Regions from separate parts of the Homo sapiens genome. Here regions 1 and 3 are each linked to region 2. The links are chromatin loops, found by intact Hi-C in ENCODE. Cell type or tissue: PC-9. All regions are shown on one strand. Links, peaks and the distances in the headings refer to the core of each region. The heading gives the core; the rest is flanking DNA.

Region 1 (4,884 bases), core at 1,060-3,559, 1.1 Mb after region 2:
GCAGTTCCTAAGACCCCAATAAACACCTTGTCTTACTGTTTTGCAGTTTGATCGTTTGTGTCTTCTGGGTTAACTAACCAAAAATCATTACAATTATGCACTCAGAGCCTAGAAATCCTCTGCTTTTCAAGGTTAACGGCACTGCCCCCAATTGCTAGAGATCTGAGGAGCAACTGTAGCTCTTTTTGATAATGACTAATACATACATTGCCACAAGATATTTTGTGTAACAGAATTTGAAAGTTAATAAACTTACAAAGCTAACTAAAGAAACATGATAATGGAGTTGTTGAGATTGGAACCATATACCATCAGAGCATCAGTCTCTCCCAGAAATCTGTTCAATGTGCTAGGGGAAAATGTCTCTTTCTTCATATATTCATATTTTAGTAACTAAGATAGATAATACACCAATAGTAAAAAAGATGTAGATATGCTATCAGACAGTGTTGAGTTCCAGAAAGAAAAAATAGACAAAACAACGGCAGAGAGAGTAAGGAAATGTTTTTTAGGTAGGAAAAAGAGGAAACATCTCTCCGGGGAGGTGACATTGAGCAGAGATGTGAATGAAAGTGGGTCATGTGGATATCTGAGGGAATATTATTTCATGCAAAAGGAGCACAAGTTCAAATGTGATTGGTTACTCTGGGAACGTGAAGAGGAGCAGTATGATGAGAGCACTGTCAGCAAGTGATAAAGTGATAGGGTATCAGTTAATGTACCAAGATCTAGATCATTACAAGATATTGCAGGTCAGAATGACGACTTTAGTCAAAATGTGTTGGAAAACCAGTTAATGGTTGATGAGTGGTTTTAAACAGGGGAATAAAAAGATCTATAGGGTCACTCTTACTGCTGAGTGGACAACAGACTGCAGAGAAGCAGGAGTGAGGCAAAGAAGCTGTTGTAAGAAAATTATAGTAGTCTAAGCAAGACATAGTCATGTTGTGGGCTAGACAGTCACCCTAGATTATTGGCCATGCTGTCAGCAGATTTTTACAATCCTCAAAAAGAGAAATGAGGCCAGGCATGGTGGCTCACACCTGTAATCCCAGCACTTTGGGAGGCCGAGGCGGGTGGATCATCTGAGGTCAGGAGTTTGAGACCAGCCTGACCAACATGGTGAAACCCCATCTCCATTAAAAATGCAAAAATAAGCCGGGCATGGTGGCAGGCACCTGTAATCCCAGCTACTCAGGAGGCTGAGGTAAGAGAATCATTTGAACCTGGAAGGCAGAGGTTTCAGTGTCACAATTGTCACTGCACCCACTGCACTCCAGCCTAGGCGACAGAGCAAGACTCCATCTCACCAAAAAAAAAAAAAAAAAAAAAAGAACATGTTACAGAAAGTTATGCGTTCAGTAGTTTAGGAAGTATTTGGGAAATCTTTTAGTCAGTACAGACTAGTTCTGCCACCAAATATTAATGTCCCCTTGGGCAGAAAATTGCAATTTCCCATTTCAGTGCTCAGGGTTTGGACTAAATTATCACAATAACCTCCATCTCTGACCTTCTGTGTTTCTCAGCAGACTAATATAAATGATCTAGAACATGAAAATGTGTGAACTTTAGGACTTCAGTACAACATTAGAGTATCTTATGCCAAACTCCTTCTAATTCCCAGGGAAACATTAGGAAACTACTATTATGTTGTAGAGAAAGAAAGTTAGAAGACTTTTTGGTAAGCTTTTTACAATGAATAATAAATGTGCAAAATCACTTAAAAAAGTCTATTCCTAGGAGCTTTTTCTTGATTTTCGTTTGATTGTCTATAATTATGCAATCCAAAGTCTCCAACTGAATTAAACATCCCATAACCATTTTAATGACTCAGGATAGAAAGAAAAAATTGCAGCATTTAAATTCTGTTTCAATATGATGACTCTTGAGAATTTTACTGACCTTGATGGAATTTTTGGAATTTGAGTTCATTTGTAATCAAACTAGAAAAAAATGTTTTGAAATGCTATTTAGATGCTCAAAAGGATTATTGGACCCTAAATAACTTTCATTACATGACATTTTGATAAGGTCATTGTAAGTGAGTCAGAAACATGGACTACATTTCCTTTAAAAATACACATCCCTTCACAACAGATTTGGTCCTAACTCATTTTGGCTTTTGCTGAATCCCAAGTGTTTTTCCTTCTACTTTTTTTTCCCTTTAAATTCTCCAGTAAACTTGCTAAACCGGTAATCTAGGTGAGCTCACCTGCTCCTTCCACTCACTTCCCTGTTGAATTTAGCCTCGGGCTTTGCTTTAATAGCATAGATCCTTAGAGCAGAGAGTTTTATACACAGGAACAGGGGAAGCACAGAGTCTAATAAAGGCCTGGGAATTTTTGTTGTTGTTGTTTCTTTTGAAAAAGGAGAGCTCTAAGGGAATGATATTGTTCCAGAGAACTGACTCAAATGTGTTCTGTATTTGAACTCTGTGATTATGAAATTTCAACTAAAGCTATAAAAAGCAAAACTAACAGACACCAGAGCATGCCAAAGAAAAACAGGATGTTCTTTTTTGATTGGGAAATAATTATCTAAGTTCAATGGCTGGGTCCAGGTAGTTGAGTTTACATTTGCTTCTCCCTCATTATAGAATCAGTTGAATTATGGTAAATTTTCCCTAAGCAGCCAAGCTGTCATTCAAAGGGGTGATTTTATTGGGGTGCAAATCCCTTTTGTTATTGCTTCAGTCCATTTTTTAAATGGATTTGAAGCCTGAGGGGAAAGTACAAATTAAGACAGACTTTTCTCTTTATGCGGTGAACCCAGCCTGTCCTGCCTGCTGCATCCCACTCTAGTACCTCCAGGGTGTTCATCTACCCGGAAAGTCCTCTGCTATTTTATGCTCTATGGAAGTGAGATGTAAACAAAACTAGCTTACTTCTTTCTCAAAAATCATTACACTGATTGGATTATGTCCTTAGCAACAGAATGAATCTCTCTACATATGTATTACTCAGTGATTGAAAACTGAGGTTCAGTTTTGAGGTAAAGTAGAATGCACTAAAAAATTGTAGGATTGCAAATAAACAGTAACATTGCTAATGATTTTCCATGTCTTCCATGTGGGGGAAAGCAGGACAGAGAGTATGGCTTTTTAAAATAGTGAAATTGACTCTTTAAAATTTTTAGAATTGGAGTTCTTCAGTTTATTGGAAATGACACTGCTGAAGACAATTTAAACATTCTGTTTAAAGTAAATGAAAGAATTATACCGTAATAAAGATCTAAAATGATTCACAAGGATTATAACAGAAACAAATTTATATATTACTTGCACCATTTTAACTAGATACTATAATGGAAAGGAAAAACAAAATCAGAAATGGTTACTCTCTTCTGGGAAGTCACTGGTAATGAACATACTTTCCTTAACAGCAATGAGGGCATATTTTCTTTCTTTTTTGCCATAAGGGCAATAATGTCATAAGATATATTTTAGAGCTTAATACCCTGTCATCAGAAATTCAGTTTAATTTTTAAATATAACATCCTTACATTAAAATTTAGAAGAATAATTTTTATGTTAAATAAGGTTTTCAGTAAGTATACTATATATTTACATATATATGGAATATGAATATTTATGAAGACACACGTGAACACTCATATATTTTCTTCAGAACTTGAAATGACCTCAGAAAATTGTTAATTTTCTTCCTTTGTTTCATGGCAGCATTACCATAATCAGTTTTAGATATCATAATATGCATTATCTTGATATCCCAGAAAATGGCATTTCATGAGTAATCTTCATTCTGCATCATCTAATCTAAGTTCTTCCTGCCATACCCTTAGACTTTTTTCCCTTGCTCTTTTATCAACAGAAATGGTCATCAGCATATGAACAATAATATTCCTGCATTTCCTTGAAGCCTGTTATCACCGTCCTTCAAAATCTCACTCAAAGTCTGCTACCACCATCCTTGGAAATGTCACTGGGGACCAAATAATTACTATAAACTTCCTTAGCTAAACCTTTCAATCTAGACTTTGTATCAATTTGACTGCTCTCCTGGATACCCTATTCATGTTGTACCCAACTATGTTAAGTCACAGAGAAGAAGACTGTTAGGTGATGGTCTAAATAGGTTTGTGTATAATGGGAAAATTACATTGGTTTTCTTCAGTGTACACTTTATTCATTCCTGAATTCTGCTTGGCTGTTACGAAATATTGCTGACAACCTTCAAATCACATACTATTCTGAACTCAGGGACTGTCTTCTATTAAATTTCACATAGTCCGGTTACTGATTATCTAGTGTGTGTACAGCTATATTTCCTCTAAATGTTTACTATATTTTATCTTTTCCTTCGATATCAATCAATTCCCTTATTTGAATAAGAAAAAGTTTTTGAATAATCATAACAGTTACTGATTACTAAACACTAACCCTGAAATATGCTGTTAAAATGGGTGTTATAATTATAATATTTGGGAGGATAGTTGCATATTATGTTTTATTCCTGTAGATTTAGAATGTATAAAGAAGCTCTATAGTAATCTATTTAATTTTGATGGAGAAGTTTTTTTTTAATTCACAAACATTTTATTAAAAATATGAGCTTGTTGAATCAAATTCTTATAGGAATTTAAACTCAGAGTATGGCAATTAGAAAAGTGGATGTCTTAGTCTATTTACTGTTGTTATAATAGAATAACTGAGACTGAGTCATTTATAAAGAAAAAGTTCTTATAGTTCTGGAGTTCTGGTGGTTTTTCTTAAATGAGATAACCTTATTCTTTTTCTCTTTTCTTCTGATAAATGTGATAGTTTACATTGCTGAATTTTTTAAATGTTGAACTATGTTTGTATTCCTGGTATAAAAAACTCAATCATGATGATTTTTTTTTTCTTTTTTATGTACATCTAGGTTG
Region 2 (4,884 bases), core at 899-3,398:
CAGTTCAATCATTTTTCACCTACTGGCCTCATCGTCCTTATGTTTGCTAAACACATAGGGTGAAGAGAGATGTATGAAACTGGTCATCATCTTGCTTATCCTCCTTTCAAGAGTTATCCAAAATACATGCAACGGGGCCATATTTACAAGGTGATCTAAGAATGTGTATGCACAATTGAAGTATACTATATGTGCTTTAAGGAGATAGCAACTGTCATGAAGCAAAAAACCCAACGGAACCCAAACCAAACCCCAAACCCAGTGGGTTACGAGAATAAACCACCACCACTAACAACAATAAAATTCTGTGGCCTAGTGACTAAGGAAATCACAAGGCCAAATGTTATACCAATCCATAGGAAAACCCAAAGAGAAAAGACCTCAATAGCCTCCAATCCCATTTCCTTCACTGTAGCATGTGTTCATAAAAACAGTACTGACAATCTGGAGTTGGCTGACTTTTCCTGATTTTGTGCTAGTTTGACTTGCACTCAAGCCTTAATTTTGCTCCCCACTCAGCTTTCAGGAATGGACAGGCAGAATTCTTTGGGCACTATTAACTTTTCAAAAGCCACTCGCCTATTTGCATATCTCCTGCAATGCGCACCACGCTAACCTTGCCTTGCTACAGGCTCCTCAGGAGACAGATTCCCCTGTCGGCTTTGTTCAGCAACCCAAAATGTAATCAAGTAACCACTCTACTGTAGAGGGAAGAAAGGGAGGGATTTCAGGGCTGAGCACAATGGTGATACCATGGGAAAATTCCAAGAATTCCGTGAACCACAGTCCTCACCCCTGGTTGTGCCCCTGCCTCACTAATCTTTCAGATTAGTTCAGCCTAATGAAAACTAATAACATATAAAGCAAGTAATAATATTCACCGTCCATCTTTCTTTCATGTGCTTTTTGCTCACTCTGCAAGTCCTGATTTAGCCAAGCTGAATTCTCAAAAAGCACCACTAACTGCCTCCTGGGGCTGCTTCATTTAGTGCTCCTCTAGGGGAAGGAAGTAACTGATAAGAATCCAGCCGCTAAAAAGTCATTATTTGTTCATAGACAGTATGGAAGAGGTCGGTCTGATAGTTTCTCTTTCCCAAGGATCATGGATTCAGTTCCTCAACACAACAGACTCTTACTTATCATAGCTTTTCTTTCATTGTGTATAAATATCAAAATATGATAGAAATTCACGCCAGCCGCTCTTAGAATATTTTCTCACTCTTTAGCATTACTGCATTACTTATGAGTTTAATTTCTTCCTGGGAAGGGAAGAAGTTCTTTATTTCAGATGTTTTAATATTTTTTTAAAATATAGGTAGGTCTCACTACAAGGCAAACTAAAATTATCAGCAGTATGTTATTTGATGGAAAATATTCTTATATTTCCTTTTCCAGTTTAAATTAAAAGTATGGCTACCAGGAAAAAAAAAGAATCATTTTTCTCCTTGCTGCATAAAAATAGGTCAAGTAATTTAAGCCAGTCCATTGCAATTAAAATTCTGACATTGCCATTGTTCCTTCTATTCTAGGGGGAGAAGACAAACAGAGCCCATGATAATAGGGGTTCACTGGCTGAGTCATTTGATGTGCTACCTATTGTTCTCTTCTGGAGGCTCAGCCTCAACCTGCCTGGGAGCGCTGATTTTGATGATAGTGGTGCAGTCCCAAAATGATAAATACCATCTCTGAAGCATGCATTTCTGAAGAGGTGTACTGCTGCTTTCATGCTAGCAAAACATTTCCACTGCAGAGGAAAAAATTGCCAATGGCATGGGTCTTAAATTCCTTGAATTCTAAATTTATTTATTTTTTGGAGACAATGTTATCTGCCCAGTTTATTTTAAAGTAAATTTTACTGACTCAATTAGACAGCAACACTCATCCTCATTAAAGATCCTGCAGTCCTTTCACAAGATTAGGGCTGGTGGCTTGGTCACATTCCAATGTGGATAATTGCATTCTGCATTCCTGGATATTTCCCTCCACCTTTCCAACCTCATACCGTCAAATGCATTGTTATTTACCCTTACTGCAAATCAACAGTCCTGTTGTGGAGGCGCTGAGGGTTTGCCATCCCCTCAGTTTGCAGGCTAAAGCATCAGCCCAAACCACTGCTCCTTACACTTTTAAAAGAAAACCCCTTAGGTAATGCATATTTTCAAATATGAGGCAAATCTCAATTATGCACACTTAATCATAGGTTAAGGTTTTTGGTAAGTAAAATATTCTTATTTTATAAAGGATGTTTATTTTGGAATCTTCTTTGATTTAAAAAATGTGTTGCTCGAATATGTGCTGTTTGCTCAAAGAAGAAAACAAAGTCTTCAGAAATGGCAACAAAACAAACAAAAAAGCGAAAAAGCTCTTGAGGAAACAGCTTTTCATTGACCTTCTAAATAAATTCCACAAGGGGGCGAAAACACCTAATGGTCCGGGGCTGCAAAGTTTTTATTGCAAAGCTGGCCACCCATAATAGATTAGTGGATTAATATTTTTCTCTAAAGGATCTGGCCTTTAATGTTGACATCAATTTATAGCCATCCCAGGCGTTTACAGTAGTAAAAGTCATGGAGACCATAAACTTCACAATAGATGTCAGCCTTCTGCTACTAGTGCTCTAGCCCAGCACCCCATAAACAGTGGTGATTAGGTAACTGTTCTTCAAAGACCCATCCATAGCTCTAACGTCTTTATCAGCTCCCGCAAAGATACTGTCACGAGGATTTTATCAGGCACAAGACAGAAGTATACGTTTTTATTAATGTGGACTTATTTTTCTGACATGTAGCTATGAGGTTGCACTGCAGCTTATCATTGATCTCTTCTTGAAAATCAAGCATGGAGTGTCTATTTTTGGGCAAAGCTTAAAGAACAGAAGCTCTCTTGTATCATATTAGAACTTTTTGACAAACAGCCAAGGTACAGAGGTCAAATTTCCCCATATGCTATAAGCAACTTAGTAGGAAGCAAGACCACAAAAGGTTTTGCAAATGTCTGCCAGTAGCCGGGTGATCTAGGTCACTGTACAGGTTTCATTAATCAGGTTGTTGAAACAAGGAGTTATTTTTCTCTGCTTAAGAGACCTGCAGATATCATGTAGAATCTGCTCAATTGTTGATCAAGAAAGAGTTTTTAATGAAACAGAGATCACTCAAGTGAACTGGGGTGCGGGAGCGTTTGTATTTGTACTGAAGACAAATTGTGCTTTTTAGCCCAGCTCCTCTGTTTGAGTCCTCTGTTCTGGTAGGGATGGGCTCAAGATCTAATAATAGTTCCTTGGGCTCTGCATCTCCACATACGTGTTCCGGCGTTTGAGCAGCAGGAGGAATTTAGTGACAGAGCAGGTGTTGTGGCTTATTCCCTGGCAGAATAAATGGTGAAGGGTGGTGGCAAGACAATTCTTTGGCTTCTTTATGCAAAAAAAAAAAAAAAAATGCATTTAATCACTTTCCTTTTTTCCTGGCACTAGTGAAAAAGGATTGGAGTTGCTGTATTAATATGTATGCAAACATATTTTTTCACTTAAGCCTCTGGAAAAAAAAAAGAGAGAGAGAGAAAGAAAAACTTACTGTGAAAATGCTTAGCCAGAAAGATTCATTGCTGATTGCAGATTTAGTATTGACATGTCTTAGCTGAAGAAAACTTCAGCTTTAACTATTAATGTGGAAATCTGGATCAGCTTTTAAAGTAGGGTAAAAAGAGTTTTGGATGATTCAGTATATTTATTTGAACATAATTTTAAAGAAGAAAGTGTCAATTATAGAGGTATATAAAAAACCCAGTGGAGTGTGTGCATTTTAATTTTACATGGCCTACCTTGGAAATAAAATTATAAAATGCAGGTGATCTGAATTATACTTAAAGCAGCCTTTATGCCCAACTTACTCTCTCATAACACTTCTAAATATCCGCTCCTCCTGATTTCTTATAAAATATGGAATTTAAGATGAGAATCGGAGTCTAAATGAAATGTTCTTTTAAAGCATTATTTATAAGATTTTCCTCAACCTACATTTTTTACTTCCCCTAGTAAGTTGCGTACAAAAGTCTGTATTTTTTCTTGAAGGTAGGTGTGTTGCTCTTATAAACATAAGATAAGCCATGAAAACATGAAAAACAAAATTCCTTCTCCTTCCACCTGGGATAATTTGAGATTTTCACAATATTACTTTTTCCTTTGCTTGATTATATAAGGCAAAACTTGATACCCACTTAGTTGTAGCTATGGTCTTCTTGATAAGACATCTATCCAGGTAAAATTAAAGTATAATTTTCAGGTGATTTGCATCCCATGCATGCAACAGGAAAACTCAGAATTCAGGAAAACAGGGCATGCTTAAGAGGGAACATCTTGTAAAGACTGTAATTTGACCTTTGAGTCAACCTGAGTACATTTTAAATATTATAGGACAAAAGCCTCAAAGTGGAATTCTGCCTCATCTTTCTCAGAACTATAAACCAGTCAGACACTGTTTCAGAGATTACGCTAGAAAATATGTACCTATCCTTGGCACTTTTGCTGAGAAATAAAACTCTCATCACTGGAGATAAAGGTAGATTTATATTTAATGCCACCCATCAATCAATCAGTGTATTATTCCAATCTACCTCTATTTAAGTAGTTGAATCAGGTATAAACAGAAACACTTGATTTTTTTTGCCTCCTGCCCATTGAAAAAGATAATGTTGAGTATTGCAAACCTTTCTAACTCTGGAGTACACTTGATATGATGGCAATTAAGAAAAAAAAAAAAGCAGTGACAACTTTGCAGCTTTTGATTAAAGCACACCAAGAGGCATGTTACAATGATAACAATGAAGCATTATGCCAATTATGTTAAATCCTGCTCTCCGCTTAAGCTCATCATGACCTGTTTTAGTGTC
Region 3 (4,884 bases), core at 1,060-3,559, 1.4 Mb before region 2:
AAAAATGAGTACTGTCTGATTAGGTATATACAATAGGCCATTCTTGCATTGCTATGAAGAAATATCTGAGACTGGGTAATTTATAAAGAAAAGAGGTTTAATTGGCTCACGATTCTGCAAGCTGCACAGGAAGCATGGTTCTGGCATCTATTTGGCTTCTGGGGAAACCTCAGGTAGCTTACAATTATGGCAGAAGGCGAAGGAGGGGCAGGCATCCCACGTGGTGAGAGGGAGTGTAGGGGAGAGGGAGAGAAAGACAGAAAGTGCAAGAGAGAAAGTATGAACACATTTCTAAACAATCAGACTTCCTGAGAACCCACTCATAGCAACAAGACATGATGGATCTGCCCCCATTACTCAAACACCTCCCACCAGGCCCCGCCTCCAACATTAGGGATCACAATTCAACCTGAGATTTCACGGGGACATATATTCAAACCATATCAGTTTAGTTCTCCCTCTTTCTAACCCTTTTTTTTTTTTTTTTGGAGACGGAGTCTTACACTGTTGCCCAGGCTGCAGTGCAGTGGTGTGATCTCGGTGCTCGCTGCAACCTCTGCCTCCCGGGCTCAAGCAATTCTCCTGCCTCAGCCTCCAGAGTGGTTGGGACTACAGGCTCACGCCACCACACCTGGCTAATTTTTGTATTTTAGTAGAGACGGGGTTTCACCATGTTGGCCAGGCTGGTCTTGAACTCCTGACCTCACATGATCTGCCCATCTCAGCCTCCCAAAGTGCTGAGATTACAAGCATGAGCCACCGCGCGCCCAGACTCTACCCCTCTTTTTAAAGAAAAAAAAAGTTGTCCTTCCTCTTCCCAGGGTTAGACATTTACCATCAAAATTTAGATACAGCTTTAAACGAATACACACACACACACATACAAACACAGTAGAGAGCAGTGAAAAATATCTTATTTTAAGTATTTCTTAGGTATAGCTTTATAGTGGTAATTATCGCTAATATAACAACTCTTATAAATACCTTTATTTATAATTTTTCCCTTTGTAGAATAGCTGACTTCAATTGCTAAATCTCATATCACCATAACTCCCAACTGAGCCTTCAGTACAACCTCCTAGACTTGCATTTTAATGTTCACCATGATTACCAAGGCAATAAAAGATGCTGAAGTGAATTCTACAGTCATCAAAAAAAATTAATTATACTTAATATACTACTGATTTTATTTGTTGTGTTCTGATTCTTTGAAAATAATTGGTAAACCATATGTGTTTAATGTAATAGCTTTCTATTAACCAGAATATTTAATAAGCCAAAACATTGATTTTCCCACCATCTTGGAAAACCAAATTTAATGTCTTCAATACATAACAAAGTTGAAGTTGATGACATTATTGTGACATAGGTATTTGTTAAGCTCCACTTCCTCTCCAGAAAGAAGCCTGAGGGGTTTTCTTGATTTAAAGCAGAGTACATTTGGGATCCTGAAATTTCAAACCAGCTAATGAATTTGAGGCTCTGTGTTTATTCCAGAAAATAAAATCACTTTGTTTAAAATTAATGTGAGCATTATGTATTATTCCATTAAAGGAAGTCTCTGAGGGCAAGAGTAGCTTTCAACCTGATTTACAAGTTAATAGTCGTTTGCAAAGGACTGTACACATTTTCCTAGAGAAAAATTATACCACAATCCCATTTCCTCTCTATCCCTCTATGAACATTGACTAAGTTCAACAACTGCATTAAAAGTCTCTGTGATGGAAGGGCTTCCAAGAAGGGAATAAAAAAAAGAGAGAGAGAAAATAAGATCAATTTATCTAATTGAACACCAAAGCATGGCAATTCATTCATTCATTTATTCATTTAACAAGTAAATTTTGTTACATTTTAGAATGTATCATAAATATTTCAATTTCACAAATTATACAAATGTAAACAATTATATTGTGTGTGAAACTGTATTTAAGCATATAGTATCCGCCCAAGTGCATTTAGAAGAAGACACAACATATTCTTTAATGCCGAGCATGTTCTCTTCTGCTCAACCCTACTCTCTTGGAAAATCTGTGCTTTAGACAAATTCTAGTTTAACAAACCCAGATCAGAATTCCATATTGAAAAAAAAGGGGGGGATTTGTTGAACAAAATATAGTTGCTCCAGTTGTAGTTGAAAGGCTTTCTCTGGATTTTTTTTTTCTCGTCGGCCTAGCGGTAGACTGCCTCCAGGGGGCACCAGAATACAGCAGATTTCTATCAATGCGTAAAACTAGTTGAATCAAAGTAAGTTTCCAGGACATAAAATAGGCTGTGGGTAGGGTGCAGTTGCTAAAGAGAAAAGTACGTTGTAATTTGTTCACCTGTGCATTATTTTCATCATCTTTTAAAAATGCCTTTTTTATATTCCATAATCTGGTCCTTTTATTCAAATTTTAAGAGGAAGCAATTCTCAATGGTGATCTCTTCCTGACAATAACGTCCTGTGACAGCTAGCTACTCACCTACAAATGTCTTATAGTCCAAGCTAAACTATAGCTCCTTGAGGGTAGATTCCATTCCTCTTTGCATATTTCTCCAGCTCCTAGCTAAATATAGTAGTGTCCAATAATTTTTTTTTTTTTTTTTTTTGAGACAGGGTCTCAACCTGTCACCCAGACCGGAGTGGAGTGGTGCCATCTCGGCTCACTGCCTCCTTCCCTCCTGGGGTTCAAGCGATTCTCCTGCCTCAGCCTCCCAAGTAGCTGAGATTACAGGCGCCCACCACCACGCTTGGCTAATTTTTTATTTTTAGTAGAGACGGAGTTTCACCATGTTGGCCAGGCTGGCCTTGAACTCCTGACCTCATGTGACCTTCCCGCCTAGGCCTCCCAAAATGCTGGGATTTATAGGTGTGAGCCACCGCGCCTGGCCCCATGCCCAATACATTTTTAATTTAAGAATGGTGCAGAGAAGAGCAGCACAGTGTAAAACTGAAGAGCCAAGGGGCTCTGGTGACTGCTGAGAGTACAGCAGAGTGAAATACAGATGCGAAGTTACTTAGTGGATCTGAAACATGTAAATGGCATTGGCTATCTTAAAATGTCCTTGATGTGATGGTAATTGTTCCATTTCCTTGCTTTTTTATTTTTATCTATTTTGAGACAGAGTCTTGCTCTGTTGCCCATGCTGGATTACAGTGGCGCAATCACCCTTGACACCTCAAGAGTGTCACCTAGACCTCCCCAGTAGCTGGGACTACAGGTGCCCACGCTCATACCCAGCTAATTTTTTTTTTTTTTTTTTTTTTTTTTTTTTTTGCTATGTTGCCCAGGCTGGTCTGGAACCCCAGGGCTCCAGGTATCCTCCCACCTCAGTATCCTAAAGTGCTGGGATTATAGGCATGAGCCACCAATCCCAACCTCATTTCACTTTAAAATGCTATTTTAGGAGGCAGGAGGATCACTTGAGCCCAGGAGTTCAAGGCTTCAGTGAGCCATGATCATGCCATTGCTACTCTAGCCTGAGCTACAGAGTGGGAGCCTGTCTCAAAAATTTTTTTTAAATCTTTTTTTTTAAGCTACTTTATAGCAATAGTGTTCTCCAGCACTTCTGGGAGCCTACTTTCCTACAGAGAGCGCAAAATTGAGATACAATGTGCCACGCAGTGCTACACAATGCCATTTTATATCAGGGACTTGAGCATCTGAGGATTTTGGTACGGAGGAGGTAGCCTGGATGCAAAGTTGGCGTGGATTGGCCCAGAACCAATCCCCCGTGGATACTGAAGGAAAGCCATACCAACCTATTTATATTTCCAAAAAAGTTCAGACATTTCATAATGTAGCTATCTCAATAGATCACATTTACACAAAAGTTGCACTCTGCTCCCAGGTGGTTCATATCTTCTCAAAGGGTCATATAATTAATGAGACTTTGGAAGAATTCAGACCTACTTTTTACAATGATCTTTACTGTTTATTAGAGGGTATTAGCAAAATTTCAGAGTTTTACAAATCATGCAAACGTATAAATCAGACTGCATTTAAAACAGTATTTAAACACATTATATCTCACCGAGGGCATTTAGATGAATCTATGGCATATTCCTTAATATGAAGCATGTTCCCTTAAATTATACCTCCCTAAAGGATGGTTTGCTCCTGGCCAGCTAGGGCAGGGAAGGGTGTGGGGTTAATCATTTTAAAAACTATGAATCAGATTCTGGGCTCACCAGTAGTTGAGCTGTTCTTTCTATAACTTCAGATTTATGCTGTATTCAGCAAATACGGACCCAGATACCTTCAAATATTAAGTATTTATCCTTCAGAACTTTAAGAAACACAGGTGACCAACCGTGCCTCATCGTCACAAGGGTTCAAAAATGAATGAGTGAATTTGTTCTGAAATTTGGGGTGGGAATGTAAGAATGAAATCCTTTCTACATAAAATTCCATTGAATGGGGCCACTGGGAAGGCATTGATTGCCCCTGGAGAGCAATGCATCAAAAATGAGAGAAAGGAAGAGATTTTTTGAGCCATTTTGCCTTTAAATTTAGCAACGATACTTTTTGACTTTTTTCAGCAAATTACTTAATAATGTACTCCAATTAGATAGAATCATATAAAAGAATCTGTAAAATACATTCTCCAACCAAACTTTCTTCCTGTTTAAATTGATATTTTGATATTAATTATAGTTTTCATTTATACATAAAAATAGTTATCACATTATATACATAAGTACCAGATACATAGCCTTGACTTTGAAGGAAAAAAAAAATCCTGGTGTTACTAAGTCCTGCTCAAAATGAAGACAGCTTCGCAGGATTTTCCCAAAGACACATCTTCCACAAATTATCTTGGTCCTCCCTAAGCAAGGATATTACAAACAATATAAGAATATAGTCCAGAAAATGTTAGCTAAAGACTGACACCCAGTGGCAG

What was found. Peaks named below come from ENCODE experiments on the same cell type or tissue, not always from the same donor. Only the 100,000 strongest peaks of a DNase experiment are listed, where the experiment ranks them.
Region 1: it touches region 2 in a loop (5-fold over the local background); 5 of 110 quality-filtered maps call a loop at or near these places.
Region 3: it touches region 2 in a loop (8-fold over the local background); 2 of 110 quality-filtered maps call a loop at or near these places.

What each region holds. Positions count from the first base shown.
Region 1 is chr6:140,460,713-140,465,596 of GRCh38, forward strand. No RefSeq gene overlaps it. Among named protein-coding and RNA genes, the nearest start is that of MIR4465, 220 kb to the right of the region's middle. In PC-9, for the core only: no CTCF peak of the experiment used is centred there; a DNase peak (open chromatin) is centred at 2,239; H3K4me3 peaks cover 834 bases; H3K27ac peaks cover 2,500 bases.
Region 2 is chr6:139,367,259-139,372,142 of GRCh38, forward strand. It overlaps CITED2 (Cbp/p300 interacting transactivator with Glu/Asp rich carboxy-terminal domain 2), which reads right to left. Exons shown (of 2, transcript NM_006079.5): 2 at 4,549-4,884. Among named protein-coding and RNA genes, the nearest start is that of CITED2, 4.9 kb to the right of the region's middle. RefSeq lists an enhancer at 1,561-2,379. In PC-9, for the core only: CTCF peaks have their summits at 2,411 (motif pointing right) and 2,618; DNase peaks (open chromatin) are centred at 1,943, 2,433 and 2,953; H3K4me3 peaks cover 453 bases; H3K27ac peaks cover 851 bases.
Region 3 is chr6:137,999,757-138,004,640 of GRCh38, forward strand. No RefSeq gene overlaps it. Among named protein-coding and RNA genes, the nearest start is that of SIMALR, 56 kb to the left of the region's middle. In PC-9, for the core only: CTCF peaks have their summits at 2,189 (motif pointing right) and 2,389; DNase peaks (open chromatin) are centred at 1,355 and 2,195; H3K27ac peaks cover 390 bases.